2 separate regions of the Homo sapiens genome follow, and region 2 is linked to region 1. Evidence: chromatin contacts called from ENCODE Hi-C or POLR2A ChIA-PET data. All regions are on one chromosome and are shown on one strand. The core of a region is the stretch at or near the end of the contact, and the rest is flanking DNA. Distances in the headings are between cores, read along the strand shown. Region 1 has its middle 540 kb from the start of NECTIN3-AS1. Region 2 overlaps LOC105374037 (a long non-coding RNA gene).

Region 1 (6,235 bases), core at 361-2,860:
AAAGGAGATCATTTTGGAGCTTTAAGATTTGACTGCACTGCTACATTTTGGACTTGCATGGGGCCTGTAACTCCTTCGTTTTAGCCATTTTCTCACATTTGGAATGGTTGTATTTGCCCAGTGCCTGTACCCCCATTGTATCTAGGAAGTAACTAACTTGCTTTTGATTTTACAGGCTCATAGGCAGAAGAGACTTGCCTTGTCTCAGATAAGACTTTGGACTGTGAATTTTTGAGTTTATGCTGAAATCAGCTGAGACTTTGGGGCACTGTTGGGAAAGCATGATTAATTTTGAAATGTAAAAATATGAGATTTGGGAGGGGTGAGGAGCAGAATGATATGGCTTGGCTCTGTGTCCCCTCCCAAATCTCATCTTTTAGCTCCCATAATTCCCACGTGTTGTGGGAGGGACCTGGTGGGATATCATTGAATCATGGCGTCAGGTCTTTCCTGTGCTGTTCTCGTGATAGTAAATGGGTCTCACAAGATCTGATGGTTTTAAAAAACGGGAGTTTCTCTGCACAAGCTCTGGTTTTTTGCTTGCTGCCATCCGAGTAAGATGTGACTTGCTCCTCCTTGCCTTCTGCCATGATTGTGAGGCCTCCCCAGCCATGTGGAACTGTAAGTCCAATTAAATCTCTTTCTTTTGTAAATTCCACAGTCTCGGGTATGTCTTTATCAGCAGAGTGAAAACAGACTAATATAACTTATATTTGAAGACAAAGTGCTCATGTTTCATCTTAAAAACATCTCTCAGCCTGACAATATATAACACCATGGACTATAGAATGCCTTCTCTAATTCAGTGGTCTTTCATTTCATCCTGTGTCATTCATTTTCTATATCTGTCATCAATCAAATTTGTCTCTAATATATACTTGCTAAGTTTCCCTGATAATCACCTTCTCTAAAGTACCATGCCAGAACCTTTAATCTTCCCAAAAGTGTGCCTTTCTTTGGTCATAATTAAATGATAATTGTAAAGCCCTACATGATCCCAGCTAAGAAGATGTGGGTAATAAAATGAATGTCATTTTGCTTCTGATATCTGAATTTCCTGCTGGACTGGATATAAATTAAGAAGGAAAAGAAAGTATCTTTTTGTAGATAAATGTATGAAATAAAGTTTTTGATGATAATTACAGTTTTCCTACCTGTTTCTGAAGTTAAAATTTCATATAGAAAATTGTAATTTTTGAAAGGAGACATAATGTCTCTCTATATAGGTAACCCAGATATCACTTATAGCCTTGACTGAGTGGTCCTGGTTTTTCTGAAGAATATTAGAGCAAGACTTAGTGTACATGGAGACATAGCACCTGCAAATTGTTTAATCCTTCATTGCTCAGAAGAGTACTATATGATTATAGGTCATACAATTCTGCAAGCGCAATGTCATCTCCCAGATTTAGCCAGATATTTTCCCTTTGATGATGGTGTATGTTTATAAATATTAGTAAGTCAATTGGGTTCTCAGGTATCTGACAATATGACACTGGAAAGAATCTTAGAATTTAGAATCTTAGAAATTATGGCATTATTCAGTCAGAATCTGGTCTGCTTGAATACTTGTAAGACTGTGGGCTCTGGCACATGTTTAAGCCCTCAAACACCTCCCAGACATTCCCTGGGGGTGACTCATCCAGTTTTAAGTATCACTGACTATATGCCTCACTGCTTCTTTTCACTTCCATATAGAAAGCTTATGGATCTTTGGGGAAATGTGAGAAATGAGTTTCAAAAGAGGCTTTAACAAGTGAATGGCACAGAGTTTGCACTGTGGAGGAAGAAAGGCAATGGGGGAAGTAATTAAAGTATTTAGAGATTCATTTAATTTACCAAGCTAAATAAAGGAGCTATGGGTTGAGCTGTCCCATGGTTAACATTACACAGGAACACTACTATTTTCTTTCATTCTTCTCTGGAAACAATCTTGAATCATATTCTTCCAGTTACTTCACAAAATGTGGTGCTTGTGAGAAATTACATGTTATTGAGATGTGGTATTCAGTCATTGAGATGTATAATTTGACCTGAAGTAAAGGAGCTCACACAAAGCTTTCCACCTAGACTGTAACCTAGTCATTTGACATAGTCTTAGGGGTTGTGAAATGGGAGATGACACATATTCCTCTTCTTTTTTATCTGTTTATTGGTAAAACAGTGCATACCGAGCTTGGCTCAGAACATTCTTTATTCTGTACATAACTGATTATATCCTTCAGTGTTTCCACTCCACGTACTGCAGATTCCAAAGTCCTGAGTGTGGCCTAATAGGACCCTCCCAGCATGGCTTCTAGCTCCTTTATCCAGCCTCCTTCTTCCTTACCACTCCTCCCAATGCAGATGCCTGGTTTTGTCATTAAAAGTGTCTGTAATTCTTGCAAGGTTCTCACAGGTACATGTCGGCAGATGCTTTCTCTCCTATTCTTTTCTTCAACACAAGCCCAAGCTTCACTTCCTTTATGAAGGTATAAACCAAAAATTATCTGAGACAAGTCTTAATCAGTTTAGTTTATTTTGCCAAGGTTAAGGACATGCCCATGACACACCCTCAGGAGTTCCTGATGGTATGTGCCAAGGTGGTCTAGCTACAGCTTAGTTTTATACATTTTAGGGAGACATAAGACATCAATCAGTACATGTAAGATGTACATTGGTTCTGTCTGAAAAGACAAAACAACTCAAAGTGTGGGCTTCCAGGTCATAGGTGGATTCAGAGATTTTCCAATTGGCAATTGGTTGAAAAAGTTTATCTAAAGACCTGGAATCCATAGAAGGGAGTGTCTGGGTTAAGACAAGGGGTTGTGGAAACCAAGGTTCTTATTATGCCGATGAAGCTTACAGGTAACAGGCTTGAGAAAGAAAAGATTGTAAATGTTTCTTATCAGACTTAAAAAAGATACCAGACTCCTTTAATTCTCTCCTGGATCAGGGAAAAGAACTGGAAAAGGAAAGAAATTCTGTACAGAATTTAGATTTTCCCCACAAGGGACAACTTTGCAGGGACATTTCAAAATATTTCAAAGAAATATATTTTAGGGTAAAATACTTCAATTTCTTTCAGAGCCTGCTATCTGTTGTGTAACACAATACCAGAGTCAGGCTGGAATTCAGTGTCTTTTTGCTACAAAAAGTCTTAAAAACCTCTGTTTTAATGTTAATGTTGGTTAGTTGTGCCTGATTCCAAAGGGAGGAGGGCGTAAGGAGGTATGTATGACCTCCACTTCCCATCACGGCCTGAACTGGGTTCTCACATTAACTTTGAAATGGCCTTGGCCTAGAAGAGGGGTTCATTCAGATGGTTAGAGGGCTTAGAATTTTATTTTTAGCTTACAAAGGTAACACTTCTTACATCTTAAAAAGTTTTTCTGCTCCCACAACTCCTACAGCTTTTATAGCACTGATCACATTTCAATAGTTCTGCCTCCTGAACCAGAACATAAGTTCCTGGAAGATAAGAAGTGAGCCATTTTATAGTTTCATCCCTTATCTTTCCACCCCTTAGAGCACAGCAGTTCCCGAAATAAAATAGGAGATCCATGCATTTTTGAAATGTATTTTTTAAAATGATTCATCTCTCCATGTAAGAGAAGTGTTGTAGGTGGTTTCTAAGATGGTCTCCAAAATCCTCTGCCTCCCGTATTCATGCTTTTGTAAAATTCCCTCCCCTTCAGTTGGATTTCATGACTCACTTCTAGAGAAGATAATGCAGCAGAGGGAATGGGGTGTCACTTCCAAGATTAGGTTACAAAAAGTCTGTGATGGCCATCTTGGTCACTCTCTCTTGTTCTCTCTCTCTTCTTTTTTGAGGAAGGCAGCTGCCATGTTAGGAGTACATGATGAAAAGGTCTACATTTCATCTGAAAGAGGATTCTGGTCAGCAGTCAGAGAGGAAATAAGGTCCTCAGCCCAGTATCCTGAGAAGAACTGAAATTCTGCCAACAACCATAATGTGAATGAATTTAAAAGCAAATTGTTCCCCAATTTCTACTTCAAAGGAAACTGCAATGCCCTGAGAGACCTTGAGTCAGAGGCACCCAGCTAAGCTGGGCCAGTATTCCTGATCCACCAACACTGTGATCATGTCGTAGTAAGCTTCCAAATTGTGGGCCATCTGTTACACTATAAGAGATAATAAATAGAGGGAGTAAAGAGTTACATTAAATAATAAAACTCTAAATTACACAGTGTTGTGCCATGAGTTTGGTATTGTAACAACAATAGTTTAGGTTTTACTCTGCTTTGTAAAGCAGAAAGAAAGATTGCAATTTCAGGAGAGAAAGAAGCGCAATCCTTTCAGGACAGGAGAGAAAGAAAAGCAATCCTTCAAAAATAATTTGGCCATGTGCAGGGACTCACGCCTGTAATCCTAACACTTTGGGAGGCCAGGCAGGCCAATCACTTCAGGTCAGGAAATCAAGACCAACCTGGGCAATGTAGTGAAACCCCATCTCTACTAAAAATACAAAAAATTAGCCAGGCTTGGTGGTGCATGCCTGTAATCCCAGCTACTTGGGAGGCTGAGGCAGGAGAATTGCTTGAACCCAAGAGGTGGAGGTTGCTGCGAGCCGAGATTGTGCCACTGCACTCCAGCCTGGGTGACAGAGTGAGACTCTGTCTCAAAAAAATAATAATAAAATAAAAATAATTCAAAAATATATATTAAGTATCTATAATATAGAAAGGATTATTACAGCATCTGGGAATACAACAATAACAAAAGCAGGAATATGATTCAGTTCCAGTTAATGGTGAAATAGCATGTATTGAACTAGCCATCATACTGTTAACAATGATAAATCTGGGGGAAAAAAATATTTGAAGCTATCTGAAAGCGCAGGAGAGTGACCAAAAGCAGACAGAAACTGAAGAAGGCTTGAAAGAAAGTAAGAGATTCATGTTTATAAGTTATTCCCCCAGGAAATCCCTCAGTCAGCAGAGGGATATAGAGCAGCTAGAACTTAAAAAGAAAGCTGAGATCTCACTAGTTTAATGATGGAAGGATGGATTTTAGGCTGCCAAAGTCATTTCAACTTTCGAGAGAAGACGTGGTCCTGGAAGGGAGGGAGTCACAAAGTAGATGTATTGAGAATATACAAATGATTCCTAAAACTTTGTAGGAAAGAAAAACTACTCAATTTTAGAAAATGGGCAAAAGAATTAGACACTCAAAACATCATATTTTATATGCATGTTTCACTGTATGTATTTTTTCATACAAAATTTTGAAGAGAACAAAAGCAAAGCATACACCATTCTTATTCACATGGAAATCACATTTTAGACTAATATAATTTTATTTTAACTGGTTAATTAATAACTTGAGGAGTTAGATTTGAATATGAGAATGATCAGAATAATAAGGTATAAACTCAAAATAAAATCCTAAGGCCAACACCAACTGAATAAACACCCCTGTGGCCAAGGGGACCCCAGGACAACCTTAAAATTGAATTCCTAGGCATGACAGTATGGGGGATCAGACATGCCTCACTATACCCCACTCCCTTTTATGATTTAGATACAGTGACTGATCAGCATTAATGTCAAAATACAGATCATAAGACTGACAGAACAGTCTCTTTGTAAAAGATACCAATTTATAAACAGGACCTAAGGCCATGCCAGGCAAGGGCTACATCATGCACCTCTATTAATACATTTAAAGAATAAGCTATGCTCTAACTGCCGTTAAGATTTTTCTTTTTCTCTCCCAGATAAACAAGCACTGTTCATGAGATAAGCAATATTAAAACAACTTGTAACTTCACCAGATGCTGACTAACTGACCCCTAGCTCCTGTTCCACCAGCTATAACTACAGCTTTCATTGAACAAGAGACTGATTTTAGTAACTCTCTCAGATAAGACCACTGACCATGGATTGGCTCCAGCTTGTTTACAGAGATTGCACGCTTACATGCCTTTGTGTTCTGAAAGGACCTTTTGATGTATAAGGCCTAATTGTAATACATCTGAATATTAAGTTTCCATCTCAAATTGAATATAGGTCTTATGTTACCTGCATGTTTTTGCGATACACGTGTGTCAGGACCACTTTCATGCATATTCGTAGCTCTTCCTGTAGGCTGTTGAATACATATGTTTAGCGAACCTATTCAGCATAAAGCTGTACCACAATCCCTCTTCCTTTAAAGTGCCTGGTGGCACTTGTCTGGTGGCCGTACTTCCCAACCTGCGGGATGGCCACCTTACAGGCTATAACCCTTTAT
Region 2 (5,934 bases), core at 985-3,484, 50 kb after region 1:
TCTGGCAGCTGGGTAAATTGTGTATATAAAGGGGGACAAAATGGACACAGGAAGAAAGAGTAGGAGGAGAATATTATCACAGTGTACATGAGAGATGTTTGGAATAGGATGGTAGCTCTGCAAATAAACAAGTGAAGAGCTATATTTTGGAAACAGATCTACAAGATTTGCTGGACTAGTGGTAAAGGAAAAGAATGAAAAAAAGGATGATACCAATACAAATCACTTGAGCAAATAGGTAAGTGGTGATGCCCTCTCCTTAGACGGAGAAAATTTTACTAAAGAAGAAGGTAACCTTATGAATTTTTAACATTTTATAATTGTCCCCTTTAGTATATATAATTTGACTTTTCACCATTCAATTTTTGTGACCTTATTTTATATAAAGGCAGACAAAGATTTATACTTAAAGATGATTTGCTCTATCACACTTCACAATCGGGTACTGAATTTTAATATTCCAAGCAGCAAGTTTCTTAAACATGAGATTTCTGATATCAAAATATAAGAGTGTTCTGGAAAAGATGTACTTTCATTAAGCATTGGGATACAAAGTTTAAGATAAATATGTTAGACAAGATGCCTAAGAGTTTTACAATGCTACATAAGCAACGATTGGCCAGCTCTGATTCCATTTTCCTAATTTCTCCAGAATCCTGACAAAAACACAGTCTGAGGGAAAAACGAATCACTTTTCAGCTGGTTTCTTGTGGTGATGTCTTGTCTGTCATGAATCACTTCATTAAAATTAAACCACTTATTGTTGTGAGAATTAAGATGACTTGAAATTAAAATTAAGCTCCATGGATGAAAAATTTTCTATGGCTTATATTTATGGGCACTGGAAATCTTGGGAGCTTGCAAGTCCACAAGATACTACAGAATTAAAACCAACAAAAACATCTCTGAAGTGACTGCCCAGATTTAAGGCTATGTGGCTGAAAGAAAATCTAAGGCAACTGGATCTTCATAATTCATTAAAGTCCAGGAAGAAGGGCTCAGAGCCTACTCCCTGCCCAAACCACACCTGCCTTTGTAGCTGACAAGCATCACCACCAGGAGGTGAATCTGTGGGTACCATGCTAAAACCGGAAGGGAATTCTCCAGAGCACGATGAGGACATTTTGCTTCAAAAACGTATGTTTTAATACTAAAATTTGATGTCCAAGAACTTCTTAGTATGTTAATACTATCATTCAAGCAAGGAAAGAAACAAGTAGAGAGATGGAAGTAGACAGATGGAAGCAGGCACTTACTTCAAACTCCTGAGTGGACACATAGATGTTTTGTAAATTTTTGTTTAGTGATGTATTCATTGAACAAAAAGCATTTAAAAGAGGATGGAAAAGATATGATTCCATGTCTTGAAATAGCTCACTTTACCAGAATATTTACAAATGATACTATACGCTATATATGTGACATGTAAGCATTATTAGCCTACTTTAAAACTACAAAGTCATCCTTTTATTAATTATTTGTAACACTCTTCTGTGGCTTTTTAATTTTTTTGCATTTACGTTTGCACATTATGTCATTATTGGTTACTACAAACTGTAAAGCTCTCTGATAAGGGGTTTAATTTTTTTTTAAAAAAACACATGATTTCAAAAACTAATCAATTACAATTTGAAATGGGTTTTGAAATAATTTGGTTTCAAGGTAAGCTATTGTTTTCCCTGGTGCCATCTGTAAATATTTATAAAATAAATTAGTTCCTTAATAAGCCCTCTGGTTCACTCCCTGACATCATTGCTACCCCAGTTGTACTGAAGAATATACCTTTCAATCCATTTTGAAAGCACTTGTTTACATGATATAATGCACTCAATTTTTCCATATGTCATTATTAAACACCCACTTCATGTCAGGCACCATATTAGGCTTTTAGAAAGAGAATATTAATAATAACTCAGTTTAAGTTATTCATTAAAGATGTGTCCAAATGATTTCTAGGCAATATTTTGTTGGTTAATTGTTAACATAATACTTTTGGTAATAATAAATTTGTATACATTTTGTAATCATTTAAAATTTTTACTTAAAAATGAAATGATGAGTATATCTGATAGTTCTTGCCTCTGGTCAGGACTTTTCAATTCATCTTAAACTCCAGACCTTTCTATGCACAACCTTTGATAATGTACAAATACAGCACCTACTCTCAGCTCAACCTAGAATTTCTCATCTTCTGTTCTTGGGCATCTCTGACTCAGCATCAAGCAGTCATGCAAATGCAATGCAAACAATGAGGAAGTTAATACCCCATGGAGCAATTGTGAATAAATGTGCCAATCTTTTGTTCCTTGGGTAGGTTTTGTGAGATGACTCCACAGAAAGCCCCAGCCTAATCAGCCCCAGATGCCCTTGCAAGGACAGCTTAGTATTTATTGAACCTTGCATGGCCTTGTCCTCCATCCTCGTTTCCCTCATCCCAGCGTCACTCTCTCCTGACTCGGGATGATTTCTCAAAATAAACTATCTCCATGTAAGCCTGTGTCACAGGCCCTGCTTTCATAGGGGAAGCCAGGGTAGGAAGTGAGTTTTCACAAAAGTCACAAATCCAGGTAGGCATGTGGCTGCAAATTCATACACCACTGCAAAAGTAGTTAAAAAAAAATAAAAAGACTTCATTATTATATTCTGTTCACAACTTACCTAATAAGACCTACATTTCTTGCTTAGCATTAAAGATTTTTAATACTCTGTACCTCAACCCTGGCCCCTTCCACTCACAGTATGCAATCTTACTCCCTTTTTGTAAACTAACCGTACTTGCTACTCAGCCAGGACCTCCAGCTAAAGGAAGGCCCCTTCTATCGCACCCACTGGTCAAGCATATCCTGCTTGGACATCTTTCTTCCCTGAACTCCCATTGCTTTCATAGCCTGCATTACCAAGTTTTTAAAAGATTGTATTGCCACAAAATCTTATCTAATAATATTGGGGATTTTTTTTTTTACTCTCTCCAATTATATTTTAGCAACTTGAAGACAGAGACACTAAATTTTGTTTTTACATTTCATAGCATAGAGAAAATTGCGGACACATAGTAGGTCTTTAATAAATGTACAGTGTTCATGGATTCTCCCTTCAGTATACTTGACAGAATCTTAAAATCTATTATAATATCAAGATGCCAGGAAAGACAGCCTAGCTTTTCCCTGAGGTCAGACTCATCACTCTCTGCTTTCAAGAATGATTAAGATTATGACCAAGTCTCACAGAAATTAGCATGCACACATGCACACAGGCACGCAAAAAGTAACTGCTAAACTTCTGCTTCATATTAAAATATCCTTATTTTTTTCAAAGGAAATTTTCAGTATGAAGAAGTCTAATTATTAGAGAAATGTAGCATTTTAACTTTCTTGGCCAGTTTGGGGTGCAGAGAAGCCTAAATTAGCTGTGAGGAAATAATGCCCAGACAAGTTGTGATGCTGTTCTTGAACTTCCTTTCTGCAGTAAACAGAACTACAGTATGCCTTAGTTCAAGCCCGTCTCACTCCCTTTCTCAATTAGTATGTAAAATTGCCCAGGGTCTGTTCATTGGATAAAATGCAGTCTTCTTGTGGGGAGCTTCAAGGTCCTTCCTGATTTTCTCTCTGAATACTTCCTCAATCTAGTCCCATAAGCCTCTACCTTTCCCAGTCTTAAGTTCCAGTCATTTGGAATTAATTGAAATTTTCTTTTAACATTGTTTTTAAACATTCTATTTCTGCTTTTTGAAATGTTTCTTCACTTGACTAACTTATTTTTGGTGTTCAACACTCAGTTTAGTTACTATTTCCTTTAGGAAGATACCTCTGATGTTTCCACTCTAGTTTTATAATGTATTGTTTTCTGCCTATCACTATAATCCTATGCATCACCTTGAACTGCATTTAGCTGTTTATCTGTATCTGTTTCATTAACCTCCAAGTTTCCTATGATCATAGATCAATTAATACTAGTATTAGTTCCTCAACATATAGTAAGAATTCAATACATGTTTAAAGAATAAATTGACACTAAAGGAGATTGAAGTAAGAGTGGGTATGTGATTAGTGTTATGAAGGAAGTAGTGAAGCAAAGCTCTTAACTATAAAAAGAAAACTGAAAAATTGGGACTAAAATGAATTGAGCAAAATAAAGAGAAACAGTGTGGGACTGAGATGGTCACATAAATCCATGACTAGTGATCCCCAAGCAGGGCTGACTGGGATGGCCTGTCAAGGAGCAAACGAGATCAGATCAGAGAGAACAGGAGAAAGAGCTCTGTACATGTGGCTTGCTGTACATGATTTACAAAATGAAACTCTTCACACTGGTAAGCACCTCTTGCATATTAATTAACTAAATGATGACTAAATTTGCATTTGGGGGCTACAGCGACAGGTACAGATGCTGTGTTCACCATTTACTTTCTGTGTGTGTTTAATCGTTCTAAATCAGTTTCCTCACCTGCAATATGAGATGAGCAATATATCTGAGTTATAATGGGGACTAATAATAGAGCATACAAGGATTTCAGGACAGATCCTAACACATCCTATTCAATAAATGGCAGCTACTGTTCTTAGTAGCAGTAGTAGTAGTTATTGCTTTCATTTTAGTGGTAGTAATAATAATCTTATCTGAAGAAGAGGAAAACCTCAAATTTTTTTGGTGGCAGCAGCAGAACTAGCTGGAGGTAAAAGTGAGAATTCCTCTACTGAGAGTCTGTTATATACCCTCCATAGGCTCTGCAGAGGTCATTTCCTCTTTTACCAGATTTGCTACTGTCAACAGTCTGAGCTACTTGAAGCACATCAAATTAGGGAGGTATTCATTATTGTGTGACTAAGAAGATGCTTGAGCCATGGTTGTCTTCACTACAAGCATTCCAATAATTGAGCATCTTCTCACCCCTTTATTTCATGATCATTTTAAGGGCACCAGAAAAAATAAAAACAGAGAAGTCACAGTGAATTGGATACAGAAATATTGTTCATTCTTCTTCTACCATGTTTTACACGTCTTTCTCAGGTGGCCTACTTGCCAGCAGCTTCGGATACCTCTAAATCCTGGAAGCTAGGCAAGTATATTTTCTAAAATGCCTGAGTAGCAAATTAATTTTAACAACACCTCCCATCTCTTCTTCTATGCAAGAGCATATGACTCAGAAACTACCCTCCCTCCTGCTGACTGCAATTCCTCTCTCATTCCAGGATAAATAGACCAATTTAGTGTCGGTAACCACTCCATTTATGCTGGGATTGCCTAGTTAAAGAGACCTATGCTTGATATCTGTAGGGGTCCAGTTAGATATTACTAGAAAACAGGATATCTTTTTCAAGTTTGATCTGCTGCAAGGGTTTATACACAAAGTAAATATCGATTGCTTTGTCAGGATTTTGCTTGCATCTCTCCTTTAATTCAAGTTTGAAGCAAAATATAATGATGAGACACAAGGCTACTGAACAATATTCAAATACCTCTCTGATGGCAAAACTCATTAAAAGCCACAGGGCTCTTGTGATGAGCCAGTGCTTTCCACATGACATCAAGACAATATGTGTATGACCTTCTCAAAAAACCTGCTGGAAATTACATCTTTTCAAAAAGCAGGGTCAGAACTATGAATCAGCCCATAGAATATGTATAAAAATCACCGGCATTTTGGTGAGCTAAGAAACAAGCTAACTGCCTGCAGCAGCATCCATTTAGTGACAAAGAAGAAAACACTAGATTTCTGTAGTGATCCATCTCTGTAACTTCTATAATCACCTAATAATCCTAACATCTAGCAAATTTCAGAAATATAGAAGGAATACATTTTATCTTCAAACTTATATAGGATATTCCTACCACTTCACTACATTATTTTAGTAAACAGTAGGAATATTTTAAGATAAATTTTAAAAGGATACCTTCTCAGTAATGCAGTTGAAGATGGTATGTATCTTCACACTG

Evidence for each region. Hi-C counts contacts between places; a loop is a spot of excess contacts on that map. ChIA-PET counts read pairs that join two places held with the same protein, here RNA polymerase II (POLR2A). Pooled maps may share reads with other maps.
Region 2: a loop to region 1 is called in a map of PC-9, with 7 times the contacts of the local background. The contact joins two enhancer-like sites. A Hi-C loop is called at or near these places in 5 of 168 maps with a recorded cell type or tissue (IMR-90, MCF 10A, PC-9 and 2 more) and 2 of 50 pooled maps. POLR2A ChIA-PET finds 5 or more read pairs at or near these places in 4 of 52 experiments (AG04450, IMR-90, OCI-LY7 and 1 more).

What each region holds. Positions count from the first base shown.
Region 1 is chr3:110,525,306-110,531,540 of GRCh38, forward strand. No RefSeq gene overlaps it. Among named protein-coding and RNA genes, the nearest start is that of NECTIN3-AS1, 540 kb to the right of the region's middle. Within about 2 kb of position 1,611, at least 6 of the 41 ENCODE cell types and tissues checked have a DNase peak (open chromatin) inside an H3K27ac peak, as active enhancers do; they include endothelial cell of umbilical vein, where a contact is called at or near this core.
Region 2 is chr3:110,574,842-110,580,775 of GRCh38, forward strand. The region is part of intron 3 of LOC105374037 (a long non-coding RNA gene); the gene reads right to left. Among named protein-coding and RNA genes, the nearest start is that of NECTIN3-AS1, 490 kb to the right of the region's middle. RefSeq lists an enhancer at 1,965-2,553. Within about 2 kb of position 2,235, at least 3 of the 41 ENCODE cell types and tissues checked have a DNase peak (open chromatin) inside an H3K27ac peak, as active enhancers do; they include endothelial cell of umbilical vein, where a contact is called at or near this core.